Linked DNA regions of Homo sapiens: region 1 is linked to region 2. The links are chromatin contacts, found by Hi-C or POLR2A ChIA-PET in ENCODE. All regions are on one chromosome and are shown on one strand. The core of a region is the stretch at or near the end of the contact, and the rest is flanking DNA. Distances in the headings are between cores, read along the strand shown.

What was found. A loop is a pair of places that touch in the nucleus more often than their neighbours do. ChIA-PET counts read pairs that join two places held with the same protein, here RNA polymerase II (POLR2A). Pooled maps may share reads with other maps.
Region 1: a pooled map shows a loop between it and region 2 (3-fold over the local background). The contact joins two enhancer-like sites. A Hi-C loop is called at or near these places in 4 of 50 pooled maps. POLR2A ChIA-PET finds 5 or more read pairs at or near these places in 2 of 52 experiments (RWPE1 and activated CD8-positive, alpha-beta memory T cell).

What each region holds. Positions count from the first base shown.
Region 1 is chr3:152,467,148-152,474,095 of GRCh38, reverse strand. No RefSeq gene overlaps it. Among named protein-coding and RNA genes, the nearest start is that of MBNL1-AS1, 200 kb to the right of the region's middle. Within about 2 kb of position 1,720, at least 8 of the 41 ENCODE cell types and tissues checked have a DNase peak (open chromatin) inside an H3K27ac peak, as active enhancers do.
Region 2 is chr3:151,834,867-151,841,269 of GRCh38, reverse strand. All of the region lies in intron 1 of AADACL2-AS1 (AADACL2 antisense RNA 1), which reads left to right. Among named protein-coding and RNA genes, the nearest start is that of AADAC, 24 kb to the right of the region's middle. Within about 2 kb of position 4,094, at least 6 of the 41 ENCODE cell types and tissues checked have a DNase peak (open chromatin) inside an H3K27ac peak, as active enhancers do.

The DNA of each region.
Region 1 (6,948 bases), core at 471-2,970, 640 kb before region 2:
AAGCCTTGCATGTTAGGAAATATTAATATTTTCTTCTGAATTTATCTTATAAGTTATCCTTTTGGGAAAATATTTATTTTGTCCCTTTAAAAAATCTTTGCATTATAAAACATAGCAAGGAAATACAAAAAGTATATCATATACAAATGTGCAGTTTAATGTATTATGGAAAGATGGGCACTCATGTAACCACCACTCAGATAAAGAAATAGAACACTGCCAACATGTTTCAGAAAATCCTCATTGCCCCTTTTGTATTACATTTCACATCTTGGTTCCTTTTACAGTTTAACCCCTGAGTATACATTTTTAAATACTATGGTTTAGTTTTGCCTTTTGCTGTGATTTATACCTCTTCCTTGATTAGTATTATTCAATTTTATGAACATATAACCATTTTTTGAACCAAAGTGTTCTTGATGAACTTTTGGGTTGTTTCTGATGTGGAGCTGTTTCTAATTCTAATATAAGCATTTTTGTCCAAGTCTTTTGGTGCATATACAGGCATTTCTGTTGGATATAAATCTAAGAATGAATTTGCTAGCTCATAGGTTATAGGTCTTCAACTTCAGTAACACCAATATATTTTAATAACGTGGTTTTACCAATTTGATCTCTACCCAGAAGTACATGGTGTTTCATTTACTTCACATCTTCACCAACACCTGATATGGATACTTTCTCATCTTGGCAATTGGGATGGAGTGAGTAGAGGCATTTCATTTGGTTTTTAACTTGTGTTGAATATCCTCTTTTATAAAGTACCTGTATAAGCCCCTTGCCCTTTTTCCTAATGGGGTGTCAGTCTTTTCAAAAACATATTTCCAGAAATTCTTCATAAATTCGGTTTATTTGCCCTTTGTTGTTGTGTTGCAAATACCTACTCCTATTAATGCAGACCTATGACAGAAAAATCAAGATTCCTTTAATGAGCTGTTTTGGCTTGGAGACTGTTGACCCGGCTGAAACTTTCCTGGAATTGTGCTTCAGTTTGAAAATGTTTCTACCCTAGTGCCCTTTCCTTCACAGTTGTCAGGTCTATAGGACGGTTTGACATCTCCTTTTAATTTCTGTGGCTCCTTCCCCACTAAGTCTCTTGCATTTTTGATCTATCTTGGCATCTATTTCCCAGAGGACCCTAAGTAATACAGTCCCTGTACTTATTATTCCAATTTGCCACCATGTTGTCTTTTATCCAACAGCTGGTTTCCTTGCGTGCAATTTTACCTTCACAAATCCTCTGTCAGCAGCAACCAGAATAATCCATCTGTCCATAGCTGCCCCCTGAAAGTGTAAACTCGCTATTGAGGCCCATCAGATCTCCATAATCCCATACCAGTCTATCGCATCAGTGTCTTCATCTGGCCCTCTCAGCCTCTCATTTTATGTGATAATGGTATCAACTTTGTTGATGCCTTCCACTCAGGTCTTGTATTTGTTTCCTCTGTGCCTTAGTAAGGTGGCCTCCTCTGCCTGGGATAATCTTCCTTCCTCTTTTCCTAAATACAGCTGCTCATCTTGTTGGCACCCCCTCCAGGAGAACTTCTCACATCACCTCAAGCTGGATTTACTGCTGGACCCCACCAAACACCCTACCCCCTCAATACTCCTAGGTCTTACATGTTACTGCCTTGTGACTTTCTCCCCAAGGGAAACACAGCCTCCACCAGAGCAGCGACAGTACCTTACTCGTTTCATCTGCGTATGTCTAGTGCTAGCACATACTTAGCTTAAAGTAATCAGTAGATTTTTTTGTAAAATCCAAAGTGTTGGGCTCTAGTAATTTAAGAATTTGCTATTTTTAGAAACTCTTAAAATAAAAAATAATCGATTAGTTTGTTCAAGTGTTTTGAACCATTAGAGAGCAAGTTATTTGTATTTTGGGAGATGACGCGAGTAAAACGGTGACTGCCCAGTTTTCGTCATTTTAGGGTTACAGGAAGCTCCACCAGAGGGCGAGCAAGAGAAGGAAAACAACATAAATTAGAATCAGTCTGTTGTATACTGATAGCAAATCTGGAGGAAAACTTTTAAAATGGTAATACTAATAACTAGCGTGGTGGCTCAAACCTGTAATCCCAGCACTTTGGGAGGCCGAGGTGGGTGGATCACCTGAGGTAAGGAGTTCAAGACCAGTCTGGCCAACATGGTGAAATCCCGTCTCTACTAAAAATACAAAAATTAGCCGGGTGTGGTGGCACGTGCCTATAGTCCCAGCTATCCAGCAGGCTGAGGCAGAAGAATCACTGTAGTCCGGGAGGTGGAGGTTGCAATGAGCCTAGATAGCACCACTGCACTCCAGCCTGGGCAACAGAGCGAGACTCTGTCAAAAAAAAAAAAAAAAAAAAAACACCTGACTAAATTGAGTTCTAAATTTCTGAATTTTGTGGAGAACTAGTTTCTTTGTCCATCCTTATCTATTTGTTTTTGAAACAAGACTAATAAATAAACTAATACATTGATTTTATCTTTTGGAGTCTTGAAAAAAATGCAATGAGGCAACTATTTCAATAATTTTTCTTATATAAAATATTTCCTTCATATACATATGCATGTGGTGGGTAAGAACTTGATAATAACAAATGAAAGAATTTCAAATTTCAAAAGATATCCACATTATACCAACACATCCAATCAATTCAAGTTAAAGACACAGTATCATTAGAGTTTGTAGGACCAAAATGCGGGTGATTGTCACATTTTGTCTTAACCAACTTGAGGTCTGGTTACTGTGCAATTATAGAAGGCATATAGTAATATTCTCCTTATCCTCATGAACATGATAATGCCTTTAGAAAGTTGCATGACACTGAAAACCAGGGGAAAAACTGTGAATTTGGGGAAATTTGTGTTCCAACACAGACCTATCTTCTGGGCTCCTTCTCTTCCATTTCTCCTTAGGAATCAGTGGCCTTTCTCTTTTCCCATAACACTAGGCAGTCTTTTAGCATATCAGTTATCAGTTTGTATTTTAACTAGTTGTTGACACGTATATCTTGCCCACTCTTCACTGGATTCTTTGAGCACAGACTTTTGTGGATTAATCTGTCTACCACAGTGCTTAGCAGATTAGCATTCTGTAAATTCCTATGAGGAGAACAGAAAAAAACAAAAGAATGAAGAGAGGGTGGAAAAGGGATGAAAGGAGGGAAGAAGGAAATAAACTAATATGGATTTAAGTCACTTTCCAATAAAGTCTCCTTAAAGTTTTTAAATCTCATTAACTATGAATTTTTAAATTCATGTCTAACTCAGCGATTGTTAATTAGCTGTGAACAAGTGGGAAATTGTAGGAGAATATGGTGGTTTCTCAGACCCCCTTATCAAATGAAGTAACTGTTCGATACACATTTTCATAATGAAGGTTCTCCTGGGAGATGAGATAGCCTAAATAGAGATCAGAGCTTCGAGCCCTATGAAATAATATAAAGGGAACAGGATGAAAGAAAAATACACACAACTAATTAAAGCAAGATAGATATGTTAAAAAGCATTCAACTGTAAGTATATATTCTGTACGAATCAATGTCCACTGCAGTTCTTACAATTTGTTCACAGGTGGATGGCCTATGTTCCTCCTATGCTCTGCTGTTGTTGCTAATTAGCACAGGTGTGAGGTGCCAAGGGAAAGAAACCAAAACATAAATAAAAACAGTTCAGCAGATGGTAAGGAAAGGCATTTGAATGCAAGGCAAGAGATTCATAAGTTCAGAATTAGAAATATTTTAAGGGATGCAGAGAGAACGTAAAGGTATGTTCTCTTTCACCACAGATGCTTTATAAGAAAATGTTCATAACGTATACCACTCATACCAGAATATTCCTTCCCACACATCCTTCTCTCCATAGACAGCGAGTTAGGTAATCACATCTTTGTATTCAAGCGAGGGAAGTTTTAATTAAACACATTCTAAAATACTGTATTTGGTGGTATAGTTTGGGCTTTTGGGGTTTAGGGTCAGTGTGGGCTGGAAAATACCAGTTCACTTTTCCAGACTAATTTTCAAAGAATGGAAGGTATTGAGTCAATCAACCTTTCTAGATACTGTGTCTGCATTGTTTTTACAATCTGAAAAGTAGAGTGTCATAGAATGTTCCTCATCTGCATTTTCCATGAAGGCTAGAAGACAGATTTAATAAATATTAATGTATACAATCAGCCAGTTCCTACTAAATAAAAACTAGATGCTAGGCTCTAGGTGCTTCACAGACATGAGTAAGACTGGTTCCTCCTAGCAAGAATGTACCTGTCTTTGGAACAATTCCAAACTGTAAACAAATTTGAAATATCAGAACAAAATGAGTACTGAAATACAGTTAAAAGCAATACATCATGAAAAAAATAAAGCAAATAATAATGCTTCATAGTGTCAGGAGGGAAAATAATACTTCTTGATGCAGTGGCATTTAATTTGGCAAGAAGGATGAGTCAGTATCCAATAGCAAAGATGGCTGGAGAGTGTATGCCACCGAGGTAATGTTATGCCACCTTTACTTTAACAAGGTCTCTGCTCAAATGTCACCTTCTTCGAGCACACCTTGCTCTCATCTCCCACATTATTATAGTTACCCTGTTAGCAAATCCTCCTAAGGTATTTTGCACACAGTTATCTTTTTTTGATAAAATTATAGTAGATATTAACCAATTCTGGTGACTCAGCATCTTTTAAAGAGTCGGGAAGGTGATGAGATACTCCTAAAACAAAAAGATGATTTAATTGATTAAATTAAATTAAATTGAGAGGCCAAGGTGGATTGCTTGAGCCCAGGAGTTCAAGACCCACCTGGGGAAATAGGAAGACCCCCATCTCTACGAAAAAATTAAAAAATTCTCTGGGTGTAGTGGTGCATGCCTGTAGTCCCAGCTACTTGGGAGGCTGAGCTGGGAGGATTGCTTAAGCCCAGAAGGTTGAGACTGCAATTAGCCATGTTTATGCCACCGCACTCCAGCCTGGACAATAGAGGAAGACCCTGTCTCAAAAAAAAAAGAACAATTTAAAAAAAAGTTAAAAGGAGTTTTATTCATATCCTTTTGCTATTTTTCACTAAAACAACACATATTTTACTAAAACAGCATACATATTTTACTGATTTGGCAAGATGTCTTCTATAATTTCTCAACTAACAGTGATAGGTAAAGTGGAAGTTTTGTAGGACATTTTAAGATTCTGAAGATGACAAACTGACTCAACTAAATAGGGAAATGGTCTAAGAAAAAAGTAAATAATTCAGATTTTAAAAAAAATAAATTTAAAAAACAATGAATATTTACTAAACTAGAAATCTCTGAAAAGCCAATTAAAGTCTCCTATTATCTTACCACTAAAATTACTTTCCTATGTGATTAACTCATTTTTGAAAAAATGCTTTATAAATATATAACACTGTATGATACTTTACTTATTTCCTAAGTATTGAAACATTTCCTAAGTATTGAGACCAGGATTTTGCCATTATAAAAATGCTGCAATGAACATGTTTATTCAAAAATATTTTTTCAATATTCAAGTTAATTTTTAAGGATAAAGTGAGTTAGACAGTAAGTAGGGGAGTTGTATCATTGTATTCCAGAAGAGAATGTAGTTTTTATTTAATTTTATTCTAAATTATTTTGTGGTATAAAGAGATTCGGACTAGTGAGGGAGGAGGGAAATACTAGATGAGTGTCTATACAGATGGAATTACATACTCTACATATTTTGTTTTAGTCATTACACTGTAAGGTTCTTGCCATTGATCCTTGTATCTCAGAGCCTAGCATCCTGTACAGTATATAACCAGATTCTAATATGTTTAAGTTGAAATAGTACTAATTTAAGCATTCAAAATAAACCTATGATGAAACATGTTATGGAAATATACTAGTGTCACTGAAATGTTACTAGAAGTATTATTTTGATAAATACAATAAAAATATTTAAAATACATTATTTAATGGTATCATTTTCATAATGCATTCATTCTATTACTTGATCTTGAACACAGTTAAAATATTTGAAGGGGGATTCAAAGAGTTAAGCTTAGATATGCCTAAATGGTTACTTTCATATTGGGTCTAAATGGGCTAGGTGTTGTCTGTGACCATATCAAATTGAAGTAAGAACTATACAAAATTTTCAGATTGACCATATCAAATTGAAATAAGAATTATACAAAATTTTCAGAGTTAATAAAAATGTACTTGATTCTGTTTTTGAAATAGTATAAATGAAGTAACAGCAGGTCTTGTGGTGGTGGTAAATTACAAGATAGTTTCATTGCTAAACATGAAAGATAAAATTACAGATAATATAAATGAGAGAGTGTGTGTACCTGGCTACTTTGAAAGGGATGTGTAATCGAAGAATCAGGATAAAAAGTTGAAGAATAAGTGGAGTGATTTTTAAAATTGATAAAATAGCAATCATAGTTAACATGTATCAATTACTTGCTATAAACCAAGCAACTTTCTAAGCTCTTTTTATATATTAACCCAGTTCTTTCCTCCATAGTCATTAAACCAGAATGTGTGCAGGTAGGAACCAGTTATCTGGGGGATCTTTTAAAAGTATCGATACTTTTATTGAGTTTTATTTTAAAAGTATCGAAACCCCATCTCTACTAAAAATACAAAAAATTAGCCGGGCGTGGTGGCAGGCGCCTGTAGTCCCAGCTACTCGGGAGGCTGAGGCGGGAGAATGGCGTGAACCTGGGAGGCGGAACTTGGAGTGAGCCAAGATCGCGCCACTGCACTCCAGCCGGGGCCACAGAGCAAGACTGTCTCAAAAAAAAAAAAAAAAAAAAAAAAAAAAAAAATCCCCCCGACAATTCCAGTTTGCAGCAAAGTCTGGAAACCACTCAATAATGGTGCAGTATTTATATTCTCGTACTTATTTTATTAAAGTGGAAACTGAGTCAGAGAAGTAATTTGCCAAGGTCAGGGAGCTGCGACGTGATTCCAGGTGTTCT
Region 2 (6,403 bases), core at 2,845-5,344:
AGTAACCTAGAGCTTATTTAAAGTACAGTTATGTGCTACATATTGATGTTTTAGACCACATATACAATGGTGGCCCCATAACATTCTAATGAAGCTGAAAATTTTCTACTGTCTAGTGATATCACAGCCATTTTAACATTATAGTGCATGGCATTGCCTTTGCTATGTTTAAATATGTTTAGATACACTAATACAGTTGTATTCCAATTGCCTGTGGTATTTAGTACCCTAACATGCTGTACAGGTTTGCAGCCTAGAAGTGATAGGGCTGTACCATATAGCCTAGGTGTATAGTCGGCTATATCATCTAGGTTTGTGTAAGTACATTCTATGAAATTCACGCAACAAAAAAATTGCTTAACAACATTTCTCAGAATGTATCCCTATGGTTAAGTGATTCATGACTGAATAGAGGAGGATTTGCATATAATCTATAGAGGAGGATTTGCTTAGATTATATGCAAATACTATGCCATTTTATAACAGGAACTTGAGCATCAATAGATTTTGGTATTTGCAAATACTATGCCATTTTATAACAGGAACTTGAGCATCAATGGATTTTGGTATTTGTGAGAGGTCCTGGAATCAATTCCCTAGAGATACTGAGGGAAAACTGTACTTTAAAATTCTACTGGACCACTTGTGGACACATAAGCAGATCTGTAGACCTCAGTTCAAAAAAATATTGACCAGCTGATATAGTACCATTTCATAGGCGAGAAAACTAAATCCAAAGAGGCGTGGGAACCTTGTCCAGGATCACCAAAGAGTTACAGAGAGATGTGTTGGTAAGAAAATTGTGAGTGTGTGTGTATGTGTGTGTGTGTGCACACATGCGCGTGGGCCTGTATGAGCATGTAACTTAGTTTGTACCACCTGGTTTTACTTTGCTTTCTATCTTGAAACAATGTATTGAACTTTACTTAAAGGTTATGGTCATACTGAATCCTGGAACACTACTTGAGAAAATGGTATTATAATTAATCGAAATATTAGTGTTTATTCTTTGTCTTATTTTTTGTAAGAATCTACTCATCCAATTAAACATGGAAAGCCAAAAGTGTATTGTACTGCCAAAAATGAAAAAACAACATATGCCTGAATTCATGGAAGGACTGTGTGTAATGTAGAAGATAAAATGAAACATATGGAATATGTAATAAAAAACAAAATCAAGCATATTGATTATAGTTACCTAGTGATTGCCTATTTAAATACTAAAAATTTAAGAATTTAATTTAAAAGACATCAACAATATTTATCTATTAGTTATAAAATATGCCAGGAGATGGTTATCACAGGATACCTTTTAATCTACAAATGTTGAAATTTTAAGTTTAGGCAAATCAAGGAATGACAATGACATCGGCAATGAAGTTCAGATCTTCAAACTTGCAGTATCTCCATCGGAGCAATTTTCAATTACAAGAAGATAATGTAGTTAATGTGCCTCTTCGTCTCTCCAATAATAGTAATGCAGTTTATTTTTACAAAGAAGTCATAAATGCTTTCCATTCTATACATGGAACATTAAATAAATGCAAAAAAAACCCACCTCAGCTAGATTGTTTCAGATAGCATTTTTTGACAATTGCTTTATAGTTCCAATTTCTATGAGGCTTATATAGTAATTTATTTTCTTTTTCTTTTCTTTTGAGAGATGGAGCCTCCCTCTCTCAGCCCAGGCTGGAGCACAGTGGCATAATGATGGCAGTTCACTGAAACTTGAAACTCCTTGGCTCAAAGGATCCTGCCATCTCAGCCTGCTGAGAGGCTGGGACTATGGCACCATCCCTGGCTAATTGTTTTAGAGACAGACTCTCGCTATGTTGCCCAGGATGGGTAATTTCATTCTTAAAAAGAATTTTAGGAATTAAAGGAAATATCTTCTTTCAATTTATTTAGAGGTGTAAGTTTTGAGATATTTATTTATAATTTTAAATGCTTTTGTTTGATAAACTAAAGCAAGTTTAGACATTTTTCTAAACCACATTAAAGGAATTATTAAAACATGATTTTATTGGATATCTAACTTTATCACGTTAGCTTATGCTGGGTAACAGCTTTCTGGAGCCCACAAGGGGGCAGACTAAGAACGTATGAAAGAAAACAATCCTTACGCTGTAGTCACTAACTGGCGGAGTTCCGTTCCAACTGAATGCATTTGGCTTTATTTCCTTTTTACTGAATTTTATCTTATTTTCTTCTGACCGAAAGCAATTTCAGTTTCTTTGCACTGTATTGGAAAATTGAGCACTTAAAAATCTAAACTCATTTGACGATACGCATCTTCTCTCTTATTGTCTTCTAAGTGAAAACTGTACGGAAATCATACATGATTAAGCTGAAGAAGTAAATTGTAATAATTTCTAATCCATTATTTTACATTAATTTTTAAATAATAGTTTGTTTGTTTGTTTGTTTATTTTGAGACAGAGTCTCGCTCTGTTGCCCAGGCTGAGGTGCAGTGGCGCAATCTCGGCGCAATCTCTGCTCAGTGCCACCTCCACCTCCTGGGTTCAAGTGATTCTCCTGCCTCAGCCTCCCGAGTAGTCTGGACTACAGGCGCGTTCCATCATGCCTGGCTAATTTTTTGTATTTTTAGTAGAGATAGGATTTCACCATGTTAGCCAGGATGGTCTCCATCTCCTGACCTCGTGATCCGCCCACCTCGGCTTCCCAAAGTGCTGAGATTACAGGCATAATTTGCTTATTTTCAAAAGAAAACGACAAAATAACTGTCATTTTTAATATCAATTGTATAAATCAGTATTTTATTAATAAACGGTTCTGGCATTCTTGCATTTCCTTTAGTTTTATTGTGTCCTTGTAATTCGATTGCAACCTTTAAACATCTCTCTGTATTTACCAGAAGATTATTTGATTAGTTAATAAAATATTTTCTAACAGGAGCTGTTTTTGGCAGGGAGGTATTATTTTTATCTTTGCTCATATATTTCACACTGGTAATCATGTGTAACAATTTTGAGACTAAACTATTGAAAGTCATTCTTTAGCAAATAAAGTAAAATCTCTTTTTAATTGATTCTTAATCATTAAAATAATTTTCAAAATATTTTCAAGGAATATGTCCAACTTCGATTCACTGTAAATAAATGAGATTTAGCTAATATACTAATGCATGTTACTTCTAATTTAATTAGATTAAAAATAGAATTCATCTAACAGTCTATATACTTAAATATATTCAAGCAAAGTGTTTTACTTAAATTAGTATAAAGTATGAAGTTTCTTATTTCCTAAGCCAATCTTCAATTCCAAATTACTGATTGAGTTCTAGCTCATGTATATAACTTCTCGTATACTCCAGGGAGCCACAGTTTAATCTTATTGACAATTTCTTTGTTTGAGATTTTATGTATATGTGTATACCTATATATACACACACATACATATGTACATATATGCATATGTGTACACGCTATATGTTCATATTTGGTATTTAATTTATAGAATAAATATTTTAAAGGTTATAAAGTTGTGATTAGATCTCTAAATAGATACTATGTATCTTTACTTAAGGATAAAGCGTATGCAGGAGAAAAATTTTCCAAGATTTGAAATGGTCATAGCTGAAAGGCCAATTTACATGTAATCCTGTTAAATTGGTCCTCACCCTCAGAAAGTTAAGAAGCGTTTGAAAAAAGATGCATTCTCTAAACTTCGAGTATTTTACAGGCATAGAATTTTAAAGCTGACACATAGTGAACATTGCACTATTAGGATGAGCCACTTTTTAGGGAAGGGAGTTTAATCACCAGAGAGCATAATTCTGGGAACTCTTGAAGATCAGAAGACTGTAACTTTTAGCTTTAGTAATTTAGAGTTAAAAAGAACATGAAGTTTCTTTTTGGATGGCATGAACTAATACTGGTATGCCTGGTTCATCCAGAAGCAGTTAGAACATGTCTTTCCAGGTCTCGGAAGTAGAAGGGACTGCAGGTTTGCTGAGTCATAACACCATATGGCATAATAGCAGGGCTCCTTGAAGAGCGAGTCACCTCGTGAAGACTTTGTGGGAGGTCGAAACCTTTGGAGAATCTGAAGGCTCAGCTTGAAAGGGAAGAGTGACATTGTGTCATCAAGAGATAAATGAAGAGTATGTTTGATAAAGAGTTCAGCTGACTGGTGTTTTACTTTACTTGTAAGAAAGAGGGCTCACTCAGATACAACCTCCAAATGAAGTCAATGGATGTTCACTAAGAAAAAACAGCTCTAGAATGAAACACTCAGCCTTCTTTTGCAGGCTTGTAGTCTTTTTCAGCACTTTAAAAGTACTGACAACGGTGCCTCTTGTTTTAAAGAAATTGGCAAATGAGAGAGAAGCCTCCTCTCAGCCTCCTCTTGATTTTTTATAAGAGACTTCAGTTTTAAAGAATCTTGGACTTTCCAAAATGGGCTATTTTTAATTTTATAACAATGCTCAAGCCTAGGGAGAGGAGGAGCTAAGAATTTTTGAAATGCCATTGGAAATAATTCCAGCCCTAATTAATCTCTTTTTGGCATCAAGAGAAAGAAATTGTGAATATTTATTCTAAGAGAATAATTTAAAGTACTGGTACCAAGATTAGACCCCGTTTAACAATAATATAATATAAAATAAACTTGAAAAACTCCGGGAAAGCTATGAAAAGTTTATTTTATTTTATTTTTTAATTTAATTTTATTTATTTTCAATACTGCTCCTCCTGTAAATGAAAAATTTTAAAGGCTAGAAGGCTAGACATAAGTTACATGAAACAATCAACAAGGTTTAGTGATTTTTTGGCATTTGGTAACAACCAGCAGCTGTGGTTTTTTTGAGGTTAAAATGGTCACCAGCCACAGCTGTGTGCTTTTTTTCCCACTGCTTCCTTTTGACGGGTTGCTGGGCAGATATTCCTCAGGTCCAGGTTAAAGAGCTCAGAGCACAGAGGAAATCAAAATCTTCTCCTGGATCCTGCGTGTCATGCCCCCTCTGGCACCTGGTGAGTTTCTAAATGCCTGAGCACCTTTTTGGTTTACTGGGTATTTGTGCAGCTCAAATTCCCTCCTGCCGCTCCCCAACACATACACTTAGGGCCAAAGCAACATACCAATTTGCAGTGATTCATTGCAGAATGTTAAATGCTTTTTCCACTATTGAGGTACATCAGAAGTGGTATTGATTTGTTTATATGGTAAAGAAACTAAGCATAATTAACTCTTGATTATCCACGTTGCACACTATTAACAACAGAGCTGTGGATCTTTGCGGCAGTCTCAGGAATCTTGAGATTTTCCTGAGGTTACCTAGTTAGTGGTTTTATACTTAATCTGGTATTTGTATGATTCAGATTCCCTTGTTTTCCTACCACCCTTTCTAAGAAAGCAAAAAGTAGTCTCCAAAATCCTTAAGCAATTGATGGCAAAGCCTTTGAAACTGGCCTATGGGGGTTGGCTTCCAGCTCTGCCACTTATTAGCCATGGGACCTTGGAAACCCATGTAAATTCAATTTCTTCCTTTTCCTTCTCTGCAAAATACCTATTAATATTGTTGTCAGCCGGGAGCGGTGGCTCACGCCTGTAATCCCAGCACTTGGGGAGGCTGAGGAGGGCGGATCACCTGAGGTCAGGAGTTCAAGACCAGCCTGGCCAACATGGCGAAACCCCGTCTCTACTAAAAAATACAAAAATTAGACGGGTGTGGTGGTGGGTGCCTGTGATCCCAGCTGCTCCAGAAGCGGAGGCAGGAGAATCTCTTGAACCCGGGAGGCGGAGGTTACAGTGAGCCGAGATCGCGCCACTGCACTCCAGCCTGGGCAACAGAGTGAGACTCCATCTCAAAAAAAAAAAAAAAAAAAAAAAAAAAAAAAAAATATATATATATATATATATATATATATGTATACTTATATATATATTTTATATATGTCAAAAAATATATGTATATTTTTATATATACTACATATATTGTTTACCTAATGAAATTGTGAAAACTAAATGTGTGCACACACGTATTTATATATTCATTTAGTTCTATGATATATACATATATACATATATGTATGTGTATATCTGTATCTATCTGTCTATCTATCTATCTATCTATCTATCTATCTATCTATCTGTAGGATTTTCTAAGATATATATTTCCTAAAGTAAAGTCTGATGAATATTATTGGTGGGTGATAAATATTACTACTGGGAAATTGAAACACTTAAATGGTGTTGGAACTCTGTACATGAAAAGAAATGTTCCTCACTCTCTAAGTCAGTGTTTCTTGATCTTCCTGTACATTGAAATCTTGTGAAGAGCTTCAAAAAAATACTGATGCTTAGGCCATACCTTCAGAGATTGAGACATAATAATAGCTCAAGGTGTGGCTTCAGCAAATGATGTTTTAAAACTCTCGTGTGA